Regions from separate parts of the Homo sapiens genome. Here region 2 is linked to region 1. Evidence: chromatin contacts called from ENCODE Hi-C or POLR2A ChIA-PET data. All regions are on one chromosome and are shown on one strand. The core of a region is the stretch at or near the end of the contact, and the rest is flanking DNA. Distances in the headings are between cores, read along the strand shown. Region 1 overlaps MYO1E (myosin IE). Region 2 overlaps FAM81A (family with sequence similarity 81 member A).

What was found. A loop is a pair of places that touch in the nucleus more often than their neighbours do. ChIA-PET counts read pairs that join two places held with the same protein, here RNA polymerase II (POLR2A). Pooled maps may share reads with other maps.
Region 2: a loop to region 1 is called in a map of naive thymus-derived CD4-positive, alpha-beta T cell, with 5 times the contacts of the local background. The contact joins two enhancer-like sites. A Hi-C loop is called at or near these places in 6 of 168 maps with a recorded cell type or tissue (B cell, CD14-positive monocyte, CD4-positive, alpha-beta T cell and 3 more), 1 of 37 single-sample maps with no recorded cell type and 14 of 50 pooled maps. POLR2A ChIA-PET finds 5 or more read pairs at or near these places in 2 of 52 experiments (OCI-LY7 and activated T-cell).

What each region holds. Positions count from the first base shown.
Region 1 is chr15:59,160,373-59,167,148 of GRCh38, reverse strand. MYO1E (myosin IE) reads left to right here. Exons shown (of 28, transcript NM_004998.4): 23 at 3,846-3,992; 24 at 5,919-6,076. Among named protein-coding and RNA genes, the nearest start is that of MIR2116, 7.5 kb to the left of the region's middle. RefSeq lists enhancers at 1,188-1,237, 5,515-6,016. Within about 2 kb of position 1,273, at least 10 of the 41 ENCODE cell types and tissues checked have a DNase peak (open chromatin) inside an H3K27ac peak, as active enhancers do.
Region 2 is chr15:59,520,132-59,527,604 of GRCh38, reverse strand. FAM81A (family with sequence similarity 81 member A) reads right to left here. Exons shown (of 9, transcript NM_152450.3): 9 at 4,050-6,351. The coding sequence ends at 6,227. It also overlaps the pseudogene RPL21P114. Among named protein-coding and RNA genes, the nearest start is that of FAM81A, 86 kb to the right of the region's middle. Within about 2 kb of position 3,129, at least 5 of the 41 ENCODE cell types and tissues checked have a DNase peak (open chromatin) inside an H3K27ac peak, as active enhancers do.

The sequences.
Region 1 (6,776 bases), core at 24-2,523:
AACTTTCTGGCAATAAAAACAGCCCGCTTCACTGCCTGTCCTGCTGACCTGAAGCATTACTGGCATCTTGACTTGCTATGGTCTGTAAGCATTGGGAACCTGGAAGTTGTCAACATCATGGGATTGAGCACCTACCTGGTGCTGAGCCCTGGTATTCGAAGGTGGATGAGGCACAGTCACTGCCTCAGGAAGCTCCTCTCATTCTGGAAGGGGGAACAGACAGCTGAGTAAACATGTGCCTTACTATAAGTGTTCCCAGCGTGATTTAAAGGATATTCCTGGGACACAAGAGAGGAGAGTGGGTCTTTGCATCTGCGGGTCAGGTGAAGCTTCTTTGAGCTGGACACGTCACTGCTGAGGCCTGCATCTGCGTCCGGGCTTTCTCAGAGAAGTTAAGAAGGTTCTGAAACTGGTGCCACTGGTTTCTCTGAGTGGTAGAATTCTGGGCAAGGTTTATTTTCTTCTTGATTCGCCTCCGTATCTTCCAGTTTCCTAAAAGCAGCATATATTTCATAATCAGGAAAGACTTTTATAAAAGCTTAAATAAAGGCAGGGCTATCCTTGGAAATTGCCTTTTCAGCTTTAAAAAAAAAAAACAAAACTCCTTCAGGACTTTCCTTGGTGTTTTGTAACTAACATTTCTGTGAAAAGATATATTGGTGAAGAGAGTAAAACAGATTTTCTAGTGTTTTCAGCAATACAACAGTAAGCCGCAAAGACAGAGGAATAAAAAAACAAGGGCAGATCCAAACCAGAGACTAGGAAGAGGTCTTTCAACACAGCTTACAGCGTCAAACATCTGTAAGGAATTGCAGCATAGGAATAAGTCAGGGGTGAAGTCCAAAGATAAGTCTGACTTTTTAGAATAAATAAACACGAAAGCTTTGTTTTCAGGTTCAGGAGCGTGGGCTAAGGAGAGCAGAATGAGCTGAGACCCTGGCCTGGGTGAAGGTGGTCTGCCTAGCTCCAATGCCTGGATCATTGAAGGGAGGGGATTTTGGAGTTGTTGGTTAAAGTCAAAGTGTCCAAACACATCTCTTCTCATTTCTAGATTCATGCTGATAATTGACCTTGAAGTTTTGGCCTGCTTGCTTTTTTCGTTATAATAGTAATGAAACTCCTAATAAATCTAAGCCCATTAAACCACTCAAGGTGACTTGTGTTGGGCTCATTTAGCCCTGTTGAATAATCACCATCCTGCCACAGTTCAGCCAGGCCACCAGGCATGACCAGACATGCCAAAGAAAGCTTTGAGCAAACAACCAAAACAGGAAGGCGTTTCATTCCTCACCCCAAAGGCCAAAAAGTGGAGCTTCTTGTTTTACTCTGGTCTTTTGCATGCACTCTACCTAATGCAGCCGGGTTCTTACACCTGGGCTAGGGTGCCAGGAGGCTTAGACTTTATTAATTCAAAATGACTTGGAAGAGCTCTTTTGAGCAGCTTTTCATAAGTGCTTTTTGGGGTTTTAGATTGCTGGCTGTACCTTTAAAGGTAAGTAGGAGGTGTTTGTTCCCAGGCACTATGGAACTGGCACGTTGGCCCTGAATTGCCTTTGCATGAGCTGTTGAGTGACGGAGATGAAAACCGTCTATTGTTTAAACCACTGCTTGTCAGGGTTTATCCTTGATCCCAACTATCACAGGAGTGGGCAAGAAGCATGGCTATGATGTGTGGATGTCTGAAAACAAACATCTGAGGTAATGATAATGACCAAGTGTTCCACCCAAATGGCTATTATTTGTCCAAAAAACACTGTAAAGGGTTCTGACTTTACGTCCAAGGGAAACTCTTTGGCTGCTCTTCAGTAAGCTGGCCATGAAAGGACCAAGCTCCTTTCCCCTGACACTGGCCTCTTGCTTCCAGTGAACTCCATTCACCGCCCCGCCCCACCCCCATGGTTTGCGCGTACTGCCATTCTACGCCTTCCTATCCAATTGTGCTGTGGTTCCTTCGACCTCTTTTTCTCCTGTGGATTACCAAGCCCCTTTCCTGTAGGAGGACTGAAAGTGGGTAATATGTAAACAGTAAGAATTTAATTTTTACAGTTCTAGAGACCGGGAAGTCCAAGGTCAAGGTGCAGGCAGATGTGGTGTCTGGTGAAGGCCCAGTCTTTTCTTTATAGATGGCGCCTCTTGTTGTGTCCTCACATGGGAGAATGACAGAAAGGGCAAACCACTCTGTCATACCTCTTCTGTAAGGTCACTAATCCAATTCATGAGGACCTCTTCCTTGTAACTTAATCACCTCCTTAAGGCCACACTTCTTAATACTAGCACATTGGTGAATGAGTTTCAACATCAGACCAAGGTAGAGGCTGTGGCTACAGCTACTGGCTCCATCACCTCTGGGTCACTAGCTCCCTGTCTCAGTCTGGAGAGAAGGTTCCTGACAAGCCTGAGATAGTCCCCCAAGATTCTCTGCCCAAGGGAGCCCTGTCATTCCAAGAAGGGCCCAACCCCTACCTTGACCTGTGAATGGGGCTGAACAGGGATACCACAGGAGTTTCCTTCTAAATGGATCAGATTTTACATGGAAGAAGGATCCAGGGTCTCAAAGATTCTCCACAGCTCAGTCCTCTTGTGATCCCCTTGCCTCATCATCTGGCTTTGTCACAGCCACAGTAATCCCACTGGTGCAGTGACACCAGGTGCTCTGAGAGCAGAGCAGAGCTCCTGAGTGATGCTGCAGGGCTCTGGATATACAAAGAACCGTGTCTGTGGCACTTGGAGAGAATAAAATGTTACCATGGTCAATTCACTGAAGCAGGTTTGCCTAATTTGTTTCTAATGCCTGGGAAAATGCTTACAATCCCTAACGAAATCTCATTCTTCAAAGGGTTGTCTTTGGTATTTGGCAGTGGTACTTGGAGATACTCGTAAACTTATATATTATAGTCTTTGGGGTGGTGGCCCCATTCACCTGAGTGATAAATCTAACAGGGAATGCAAATTCTCAATTACATACATGTTGTTGCTTTCTACCAAGCCTAGCCAGGCTTGAAGATGGAACTTTGTCTCATCAACCTCCCCTGACCAGCAAGCGTTTCCTCGGAGCTGGGTCTGCCTCAGCGTCTCTCTGCCATCACCCTATAGCTTGTAACACCTGCTCCCCTCCAGGCATAAATTTCTCCACAATCCCACCCTGTCCAAACATGCAGTTCCCGCAAAGGTGTGTTCTTTCCTTGTCTGACAAAATTCATTAGCTTGAAGGTGATGATTTTTGCTTGTTTGCTGTTTGTCCATTCTGGCCTTCGCATTTCTGAACTTGGATGTGTCTGTACGTTCTAGTAGCTCCTGGCCTACAGTGTCCACAGAGCACTGTTTGCCAGAAGGTTCTTAATAAGTACCTTGAAGTCCAGGATATTGGCTTCCCTCTTGAGAACCGAGCTTATGATTCTTCAAGTTCAAATTTACTACAATAGCTATAACCATATCATAAATTATACTAACTTGGAACTTAAATGTAGAGTCATCCCTTTTCAACTGCATTCTATTCATAACTTTCTGGATTTTTATGATCTTAAAAACACAAGTTGGACTTGAAAATGGATTTTTTTTTAATATGGGCTAAATTGTCCTTAAGTTCCTGATTGTAAAAATCATGTGGAAAAAGTACTTTGATCATGCTTTTGTTGGACTATAAACCTTCTTTGAAAGCAGATTTCAGCAATTTCATTATGTAATTCATTGTTGTTGGTTTTGTTTGAAAGATTATTACTTATAGAAAGAAAGACTGTAAAATCTTAGCACTATCTTGCAGGATTTTTAAAATGGAAGAAAAAAAAAACAATAGAGTAAACAGAAGCACAGCTTTCACCAAGTGTGTTTGTCCAATCTCTTTACAGTACTATGCAGGATGACATTTTTATTCTCCATGAGCAAGAGTATGACAGTTTGCTTGAATCTGTCTTCAAAACTGAATTCCTAAGCCTCTTAGCAAAGCGTTACGAGGAGAAGACCCAGAAGCAACTACCTCTGAAATTCAGCAATACGTAAGTCCGGATCTGGGACCCAGACTTCTGCGTGTAGCTAAAAAGGGGTCTTGATCGCACCCCTGCGATTCAGGATGGGGCTGGAGGAGGCCTGCGAGGAGAAGAGTGGGGTCTGGCTGGCCCCAGTGGAACCTTAGAGCCTGCAGAAGACAGTCTGGATAGTAGTCACAGACTTTGAAAAGGTTACTTTTGCATTTCTGTGAAATAATGACTTCATAGACTAGTGTATTTTATCATTTAGACAAAAATCACCTGAATGAGGCAGACAAAGGCAGATTTTTATGTATCACCCAAAAAAGGGTTTTTTTAATTTAGGAGAGCAGACAGGAGTAGAATCACACTGGAAGCAGATAAAAGTGACAGAGGTGGGGGTTTAAATTCCCCAAACCAATGCATAATAAAACCTGTTTATTGGTAGAGCCTCCGGGGGCTTGAGGACTATAGGTGGCCAACGTATTGTGTAGGTGGTTCACCTTTCTTTCTTTTTTTTTTTTTTTCTTTTTTTTTTCTTGAGATGGCGTCTCGTTCTGTTGCCCAGGCTGGCGTACAGTGGTGCGACCTTGGCTCACTGCAACCTCTGCCTCCCAGGTTCAAGCAATTCTCCTGCCTCAGCCTCCTGAGTAGCTAGGATTACAAGTGCTCACCACCACACCCAGCTAATGTTTTCTTATTTTTAGTAGATACGGGGTTTCACCATGTTGGCCAGGCTGGTCTTGAACTCCTAACCTCAAGTGATCCACCCGCCTCGGCGTCCCAAAGTGCTGGGATCACAGGCTTGAGCCACCATGCCCAGCCTCACCTTCATTTCTTTTGGCAACATGATCTAATGGACCAGGTACTGGCTGGCATACTGTTGACCCTCTAATCTCATATTTGCTGAGTAAGAGTTATTTAGCTAGTCTGGGCAATATAGTAAGACCACATCTCTACAAAAAGTAAAAAATAAAAAAAAAATTAGCCGAGTATGGTGGTGCATGCCTGTAGTCCCAGCTACTCGGGAGGCTGAGGTGGGAGGATACTTGAGCCCAGGAGGCAGAGGTTGCAGTGAGCTGAGACCGCACCACTGCACGCCAGCCTGGGCAACAGAGCAAGACCCTGTCTAAAACACAGAAAGAAAGTTATTTAGCTTTTCTTTTTAAATTTCCCCATCTATAAAATGGGAATATCCTCCATCTTTTCCTAGCTACAAAAATAAGGCCAAGACAAAGCCTTTATATCATGATGAGGGAAACTTATAATAGGCAGCTACTTAAAATTATGATTTTTCCTTCTTATGATATCAGAAAATATAACTTAAAAACAGAATAAGGATTGCATAATACAGGCATATATGCAATATAGAAGCATTAAAACTGGATGGGGAGTTTGGGAATTGCAGGTAAATCCTGCCTTCTATTTGGATTTTGGTTGCTAGTGTGTGTCTTTTTCCATCCCTGGGTGGGCTGTGATGGTGCAAGAATAGTACAGGACTAAACAAAGCCAGGTTCTATGCTAGAGTCCTCAAGCTGGCCTGTGTCTGGCATCTCTCAGTCCTCCACAAGCACAGAATCAGGGACAACAGCTGGAAGCACAATGACAGCACAGCGGTATGACCTGGAAATTGTCTCTTTCCTCTGTCCCCTCAGCAGGCGCCTCTGAGACCACCTGACAGAGTGGCACTGGCACATTAGCCAGATGTACCTCCCTCACCACCTGGTGTCTCACGGTACCGGGCCCCAGATGCTCCTTTTTCTGGCTCATTGTCATGCAGCGACAGTGCCACCCCATGGATGCGGTGCGCATCCTCAGGGCCCTGCTCCTGGTGTAGATTGTCCGTTCTCGCCTCATGTTTATGCTTTTCCAGCAGCAGAACTCCGTGGCGGGATCTCTGAGCACCGTTTTCTCACTGCGTCCTTCGACCTGTTAACCCCACTGTGCTTTTTGCAGGCTTGAACTGAAGTTGAAAAAGGAAAACTGGGGCCCCTGGAGTGCAGGGGGCTCCCGGCAAGTGCAGTTCCACCAAGGGTTTGGGGACCTGGCTGTCCTCAAGCCCAGTAACAAAGTGCTGCAGGTCAGCATCGGACCTGGACTGCCCAAGAACTCCCGTAAGTGCTCCACGGGCCCTGCAGGCAGAACTGCCGCCGCTCCCCCGAGTCTCCCGAGCAAATGCTGCAAACATGTGCACAGATGTGGGGGCTGAGAATCAGTACACCTTCTGCTTGCTGGGGCTCACGCTTTCTTCAGAATGGAACATTTCAAACTAAAGCAACAGCAAGGAAAATGAGCAGGTTAAAAGTTTCTGAGGGACTTAGTACTTATGTATCAGTACACCTGGCATTACAATATTGTGGTTAAAACAAATCAAAGTTTGTTAGCTTCAAATTTCCCCTCCCTTTCCAGTCAGATCTTGTCCACAATACCAACATCATCCTCTATGCCACCTTTAAAGAAATTGACTGGGCCCGGCGTGGTGGCTCACACCTATAATCCCAGCACCTTGGGAGGCCAAGGCCGGACGATCGCTTGAACCCAAGAGTTCCAGACCAGCCTGAGTAACATGGCAAAACCCTGTCTCCACACACAAAAATAAAAATGTAAAAATTAGCCAGGCATGGTGGTGCATGCCTGTAGTCCCAGCCACTCCGGAGGCTGAGGTGGGAGGATGGCTTGAGCCTGGGAGGTCAAGGCTGCAGTAAATCATGATCTTTACTGGGGTGCCACTGCACCCCAGCCTAGGTGACAGAGCAAGACCCTGCCTCATTAAAAAAAAGAAGATGAAAAAGAAATAAAACACCATACACACAC
Region 2 (7,473 bases), core at 1,880-4,379, 360 kb before region 1:
GGCCTTGGGCTGGCTCTTCCCCCTGCATCCGGTGCCAGCCACCAAATCCTTCCCAACACAGTGCTCCAGGCACCTCTATCTACTGATCAGAACTGACAGATGAGATAAAAATCTTTTTTAAAAAATTTATTGTGGTAAGGACATGTAACATGAGATCTACCCTCTTAACGAAGTTTTAAGTGTATAACACATGGCTGTTGACTATAGGTGCAATGTTATACGGCAGATCTCTAGAGTTGTGTTTTGTTTTGTTTTGTTTTGTTTTGTTTTTTTGAGATGGAGTCTTGCTCTGTCGCTCAGGCTGGAGTGCAATGGCATGATCTCAGCTCACTGCAACCTCTGCCTCCCAGGTTAAAGTGATTCTCCTGCCTCAGCCTCCCGAGTAGCTGGGATTACAGGTGCATGCCACCACGCCTGGCTAATTTTTTTATTTTTAGTAGAGACAGAGTTTCACCATGTTGGCCAGGCTGGTCTCAAACTCCTGACCTCAGGTGATCTACCTGACTTGGCCTCCCAAAGTGCTGGGATTACAGGCTTGGGCCACCATGTCTGGCCAGATCTCTAGAGTTTATTCATCTTGCTTAAAGATAAAATCTTAAAAATAAAGACCTAGGAAATTATTCTAACAGGGACAACTGACATAATATTGTAGGAATGAGACTGGAGAGGATTTCCAGCTCCAAAGCTCATTTTAGGCTGACAGATGATGGTGCAGAGCTGTAGATAGGGCTGTGTATTAGTCTGTTCTCATGCTGCTAATAAATACATACCTGAGACTGGGTAATTTATAAAGGAAAGAGGTTTAATGGACTCACAGTTCCACATGGCTGGGGAGGCCTCACAGTCATGGCGTAAGGCGCATGAGGAGCAAAGTCACGTCTTACATGGCATCAGCCAAGAGTGTGTGTGCAGGGGAACTCCCCTTTATAAAACCATCAGATCTCATGAGCCTTATTCCCTATCACGAGAACAACAGGGGAAAAACCGGCCCCCATGATTCAATTACCTCCCACCAGGTCCCTCCCAAGACACATGGGAATGATGGGAGCTACAATTCAAGATGAGATTTGGGTGGGGACACAGCCAAACTATATCAGGCTGTACGTTGAAAGAGTGAGGTAACTATTGCTCTAGATGCTGCTGGTCTGCGGACACTTTGAGGACCATCCAGTAGAAATTTCTGCAGTTACAGAACTCTTCCACATTCGCACAGGCAATACAGTAGGCACCAACCATGGGAGGCTACTGAGCGCTTGAAATGTGGCTAGTGCAACTAAGAAACTAAATGTTAAGACATATCTAATTCTGATGAATTTATATTTACATTTAATTGATTTAAATGACCACATATTTTCTTTTTTTTTTCCTTTTTTTTTTTTTTTTTTTTGAGATGGAGTTTCGCTCTGTCGCCCAGGCTGGAGTGCAATGGCACAATCTCGGCTCACTGCAACTTCCGCCTCCTGGGTTCACGCCATTCTCCTGCCTCAGCCTCCCGAGCAGCTGGGACTACAGGCGCCCGCAACCACACCCGGCTAATTTTTTGTATTTTTAGTAGAGATGGGGTTTCACCGTGTTAGCCAGGATGGTCTCGATCTCCTGACTTCGTGATCCGCCTGCCTCGGCCTCCCAAAGTGCTGGGATTACAGGCCTGAGCCACTGTGCCCGGCCAATGACCACATATTTTCTTTTGGCTGGAACCACCATCTTCTAATCATTTGCCTAAATGATGAAAAAAAAGGGAATGAGGAGAAGCACCTGCTCTCTGTTCCCTGGGCCTTTTAGAATGCATGGAGTTGTTCCTTTGGACACACACACGTGAATCTACAAGAAGGGAGATGTTGTAGACATCAAGGGAATGGGTACTGTTCAAAAAGGAATACCTCACAAATGTTACCATGGCAAAGCTGGAAGTCTACAGTGCTACCCAGCATGCTATTGGCATTTCTGTAAACAAACAATATTCTAGCCAAGAGAATTACTGTATATGTTGAGCATATGAAGTACTTAAAGAGCCAAGATAGTTTCCTAAACGCGGAAGGAAAACGATCAGAAAACGAAGGAACCCAAAGAGAAACGTACCTGGGTTCCGCTGAAGCACCAGCCTGCTCTACGCAGAGAAGCACACTTAGTGAACCAACAGAAGAGGGCCTGAGCTGCTGGAACCTGTTCCCTATGAATTTATGGCACAATAGGTGCCAAAAAATTAAGGACCTCTTGACTGTTAAAAAAAAATCCATGTAATTAGTGGCTACTTATTAGTGCAGCAAGCCTCAGATTTTACATTACAATCACCTGCAGGACTTGAAGCAATTTGGTGCGTCCGTCTCAGAGCCTCTGATTCAGTAGGTCTTGGTGGAGCCTGAGAGTTTTCACTTCTTTTCTTTTTTTTTTTGAGACAGACTCTCACTCTGCTGCCCAGGCTGGAGTGCAGTGGCGTGATCTCGGCTCACTGCAACCTCTGCCTCCCAGGTTCAGGCAATTCTCCTGCCTCAGCCTCCCGAGTAGCTGGGATTACAGACATGTGCCACCACGCCCGGCTAATTTTTGTGTTTTTTGTAGAGATGGGGGTTTCACCATGTTGGCCAGGCTGGTCTTGAACTCCTGACCTCAGGTGATCCGCCCACCTCAGCCTCCCAAAGTGTTGGGATTACAGGCGTAAGCCACCATGCCCACATGTACACATACCCGATTCCCCACTTTCATTTCTTTTGGGTAGGGAGCTCCACTTCTAAGCTCCCTCACATGTCTATTGGAAATTGTCAATTCATCTTGGGCCATTTTTGGTTCAGTTCATCTCAAAAAGTTATTTTGTCGTCCCTATAAATCCAGAGCTAAAGGACCTCAGCAGTATCCTTTTATAGAGTAGACACTGCACTGCAGGCCCACCTGACTGAGACTCAGAGTCCAGATTCCGGCTGGAGCAGGAAGTCGGTAAAATGTCCCCCAGTGACCCCATCCCCAGGTGTTCAGCCCCTTGTGTGATCCCCTCCCGCTGTGTGTGTGCTGGACTTGCTTTTCATGAAGAGACTAGTGGAAGTGGTGGCTTGTCACTTCTGAGATTAGGTTACAAAAGACTAGCTTCCTTCCCGTTCACCCTCTCTCTCACTGGTACTGGTGGAAGCAAGCTGCTGTGTTGTAAACAACCTGTCAGGAGGGCTGTGTGGCAGAGCAAGGGACTGATGTCACAGTGCTTTGTGATTCTTTTTCCCCCTGAAAGCCTAGTGGGATAATTACAACTTGAACGGAGCCATCTTCTCTGTTCTGCTCTACACTCCCCTACACAATCCATCTCCCGATGTGCAGAGCCAGCCAGGGACCACGACCTAGGACAGCCCAAGTGCAGGGGATGAAATGCCTGTGATCCTACAAGTCCTGTGGCACCAACTGCCCCCCACCTCTGGTGCCTCCACATTGATACAGCCAGGGGAAGACGTTTGACAAGCTAATTAGATTGCCTCATTACGTATTTGGAATCGGGGCATTAAAAAGCGAGGGTAGTCAGATGGCAGGAGGCCAAGCTCATATAGATATGGCTGATGTCAGTGGCCTAGCAAGTCACTTATGTGGGAAGCCAAAATGTCTTCGGAGGTAGTGTGGTATGCTGGTAAGGCTCCCAGAGTGCGGAAGTAGGCGGCCTGGCTTGAATCATGGCTCCCATTTATCAGCTATAGGACTTGGGGCAAGTTGCTTAACCTTTAGGTGACTCTGTTTTCTCATCTGTAAAATGGGGAAATGGTATTGAACTCAACTAGTTAAAATGAAAAGAGTTGACATACACAGGGGACACAGCACAGGCACACAGCACACACCCGAGAACTGCCAAGAGACAAGAAGGCTGCAGAGAAGGCCCTACAGCCCCGAAGCCCACAGACCAGCAGCTCCCAATGACATTCCAGTCGTCAGAGGAGCTGCCAGGACTTGAGCACTTTATTTCAACCATCAAAGCGTTTCCACAGAGAGCAAACAGAAATATTTCCTATGGCATTTTACCTAATTAAGTCTTCAGCTCAACACTGAAAGACTTTTCAATTTAAAAATCATACACCACATTTATGTGAAAATTTTATTTTTCTTTTTATTGCAAATTTCTGGTAAAGGAAAGAACATGGAAGCTGATTCTCATTTGAGCTTTGGTGAGAAGAGAACTGCACTGTGGCTCGACAGCTCACCACCTCGGCTGCACACCCAAACACGCGGAGGCCTCGGGCACGCACTGATGCCTGCGACCCACCTCCCAGAGGTTCTGACTTAATCGGTCTGGGAGGCACAGCGGGGCATCAGTAGATTTCCCAACTCCTCTGGATGATTTCAACATGTAGCCAAGGTGAGCACACCTGCGGTGGCTCATCTCAAGGGGCTGGCAATGTCAGAAGCACCTGAGAAGCTCAGCTGACAGCCAAGTGTCACCTGCTTACATCACTCCTTGGCCAGAGTCCAGCTGGTGTTCCCCGCCTCCCTCTTCCCAGGTGTCGATGTTCTGATTCCTTCTCCTCAAAGACCCCACAAGACAGAGATGCTGGAGGGGGTGTGGCTTCCTGTGCTGTGGTTTGTGCTTAAACGTGGAGAACCACATGAACCACGTGTACGCTACCACAAAAGAAATTCACTTTCTGATTGCAAAACAGCATTCGCCTTTTTTTATTTGTTAAGTGGAAATTTGTGGCAAAATAAGAAAATATGTGTTGGATAATATAGTCCCTATATAACCTCTCATGTCCAAATTTGAAAAAAAAAATTGTCAAGCCATTGACAGCAAAATATGTACTTTAGCAGCATATTTTATATGGGTAAACAGTAATAGCCAGTTAGACACTTCATTTGTGATTTGTCCTAAAAATAGAAAATGCTTTTTATTTTCCTGAGTCCTTGGCAAACAAAAAACATTTTTTTCTTTTTAATTGTTAAAGTATTCCTGTTTTTCTTTTTCCTGGGACACCCTCACAGTTCAGAACGTTGTGTCTCACTGTCAGTTTTTACATACAGAGATGAACAAACAGCACTGGGGCCAATTTTCAATGACTGATCAAATATGGCGATTGAAAATAAAACACCCATCATCTACAAAGTTGCTCAAGATGAAAGTTTCTTACAGTGCTATAAATGCAATATCAATTTGAATTGTTGTCCATACAAAAGTATGAATTTCTATTCCATTAGTAATACTGAATGATTAATACCTTAACAGCGATAAAATTTTTAGAACATTTAAAAAATACAGAGGATTCCAGTTTTACATCATACTTCTGACGGATTATCATACTTTCTATTTTGTCTGCAAAACTTTTACAGAGTACAGTGCATTGACATGATAAAACCAAGGCACAAAAATACAGTTACGATAAGTGTATATAAACCCTAGCACTTTGTGCCAATTTTGGAAACAGATCATAAAGTCTGAAAAATTACCACATTCTATTTGATTAGTGAACAATTAATTGTGCAGTAAATAGACTGTTAACCACCATTCCATTATTAAATATATGGCTATCACTATACAGGTTGTGGATAATTCAAAAATAGTTTTAAATATTAAAACCTGTAATATCTAGGTGGTCAACGCAGATATTGAGCCTTACGTTATCTAAATAAGTTTCCATTTAATTTGCAATCCACATGGCAGTTAGCAATTTTTAAACTATTTCCATTACATAAATGGTGGGGTTTATTCTAAATGTTAAATCCTTTCCCCTTACAAAAGACAGAAGATTTACAAGAAGATAACCAATATAAGAAGTGCATAGACAACGATAATAAAATCCAAATTGGACTCAAAGGTTGAAGTCTAATCTACTGGGACATTCTCTTAATTTAGGGTGAGGAGCAACACATTCCTGTGATGATTCATTAGTTTCTTAATTAAAAAAAAATCCCCATGACATTTTTCAAAATAGTAAACAGTCTTCATTAGTGCATCAAGCATTGAAGAAAAATTGTCGTCTTTCCATTCGTAAAATGAAGAAGATAAAAGCCTTTCAAAATCCAGGGCGGGGGATTTCCATTGAATTTAGAGAAGTGAAATAAACTGGTAAAAACTGTATTTCATACTTTTAACAAAAGAGTATTTTCAAGACTCAAGGTAAACATTTAGACCCATAAAAACACATTTCTTGGCACATGCACGCCATGGATGGAACAATCCTGAATGCAGCGATGGCCTGGCTACAGAGGTATCCGGCTCCTAGCCCCACTGGCAAAACTGTCTTTTAGGACCTTGTCCCAGCTCCCTTCACATGGGGGTCTCTGGCTTCTGCATCAGCTGGATTTGCTTCTGTAGCTGGTCCCTGTCCAGCTTCATCTTGGCCTCGAGAACTTGCCTGAGGGATCCTATGCTTTCATAGACGGCTGTAAACCCTTGAAGGAGAGGTAAATTTCACAACAGTTAACAATTTTTTTAAAATGCTGTATCAAATTCTATAGTATCTAGTAATGGTTGATTCAGGCAAAAATTATTAATAGATGCTAAAACCTCTGGGATGAAAGTATGATGGGGAACAGGTGAGTTTCTAGTTTCTCCCTAGAGATTACTTTTTAATTACAAAAAGGAAAAAGGAACTATTACAATGGAGAAGACTGTCATATACCCCTTTAACCAAGTGATCAAATCTCACGTCACCCATACTGGGAGAAACAACATCACGTAACTTCTGAAAAGATACCCTGAGCAGGGCACAACATCACTTCTTGACATTTTTAAAGAATACCAAAATACACAACCTAAATTATATCAAGATGAAGCAAACAGGCCTGGTACGGTGGCTCATGCCAGTAATCCCAGCACTTTGGGAGGCCAAGGCGGATGGATCACCTGAGGTCAGGAGTTCGAGCCAGCCTGGCCAACACGGCGAAACCCTGTCTCTACTAAAAATACAAAAATTAGCTGGGTATGGTGGCGCACACCTGTAGTCCCAGCTACTCGGGAGGCTGAGGCAGGGAGAATTGCTTGAACCCAGGAAGCGGACGTTGCAGTGAGCTGAGATTGTGCTACTGCACTCCAGCCTCGGCGACAGAGCAAGACTCGTCTCAAAAAAAAAAAAAAAAAAATGAAGCAAACAAATCTAAACTAGGGATAGTCTACAAAATGCTGGCTGGCTGGTATTCTTTAAAAAGGTCAACATCACTGAGAAACTGATCCAGATTAATAGAGACTAAATAAAGAAACATGACAACTAAATACGATGTGTAATTCTGGATTAGAACCTGAAGGGCCAACATCACTAATTATAGGAAAAATACAAATTAAAACCACAATGAGTTATCACCTCACACCTGTTAGGATGGCTATTATCAAAAAGACAAACGAGTACAAGCATTAGCGAGGGTGTGAAGAAAGGGGAACACTTGTACACTGTTGGTGGGAATGCAGGATGGGGCAGCCATAGTGGAAAACAGTATAGGGCAGGGGTATCCAAACTTTCAGCTTCCTTGGGCCACACTGAAAGAATTGTCTTGGGCAATACAAATACACTAACACTA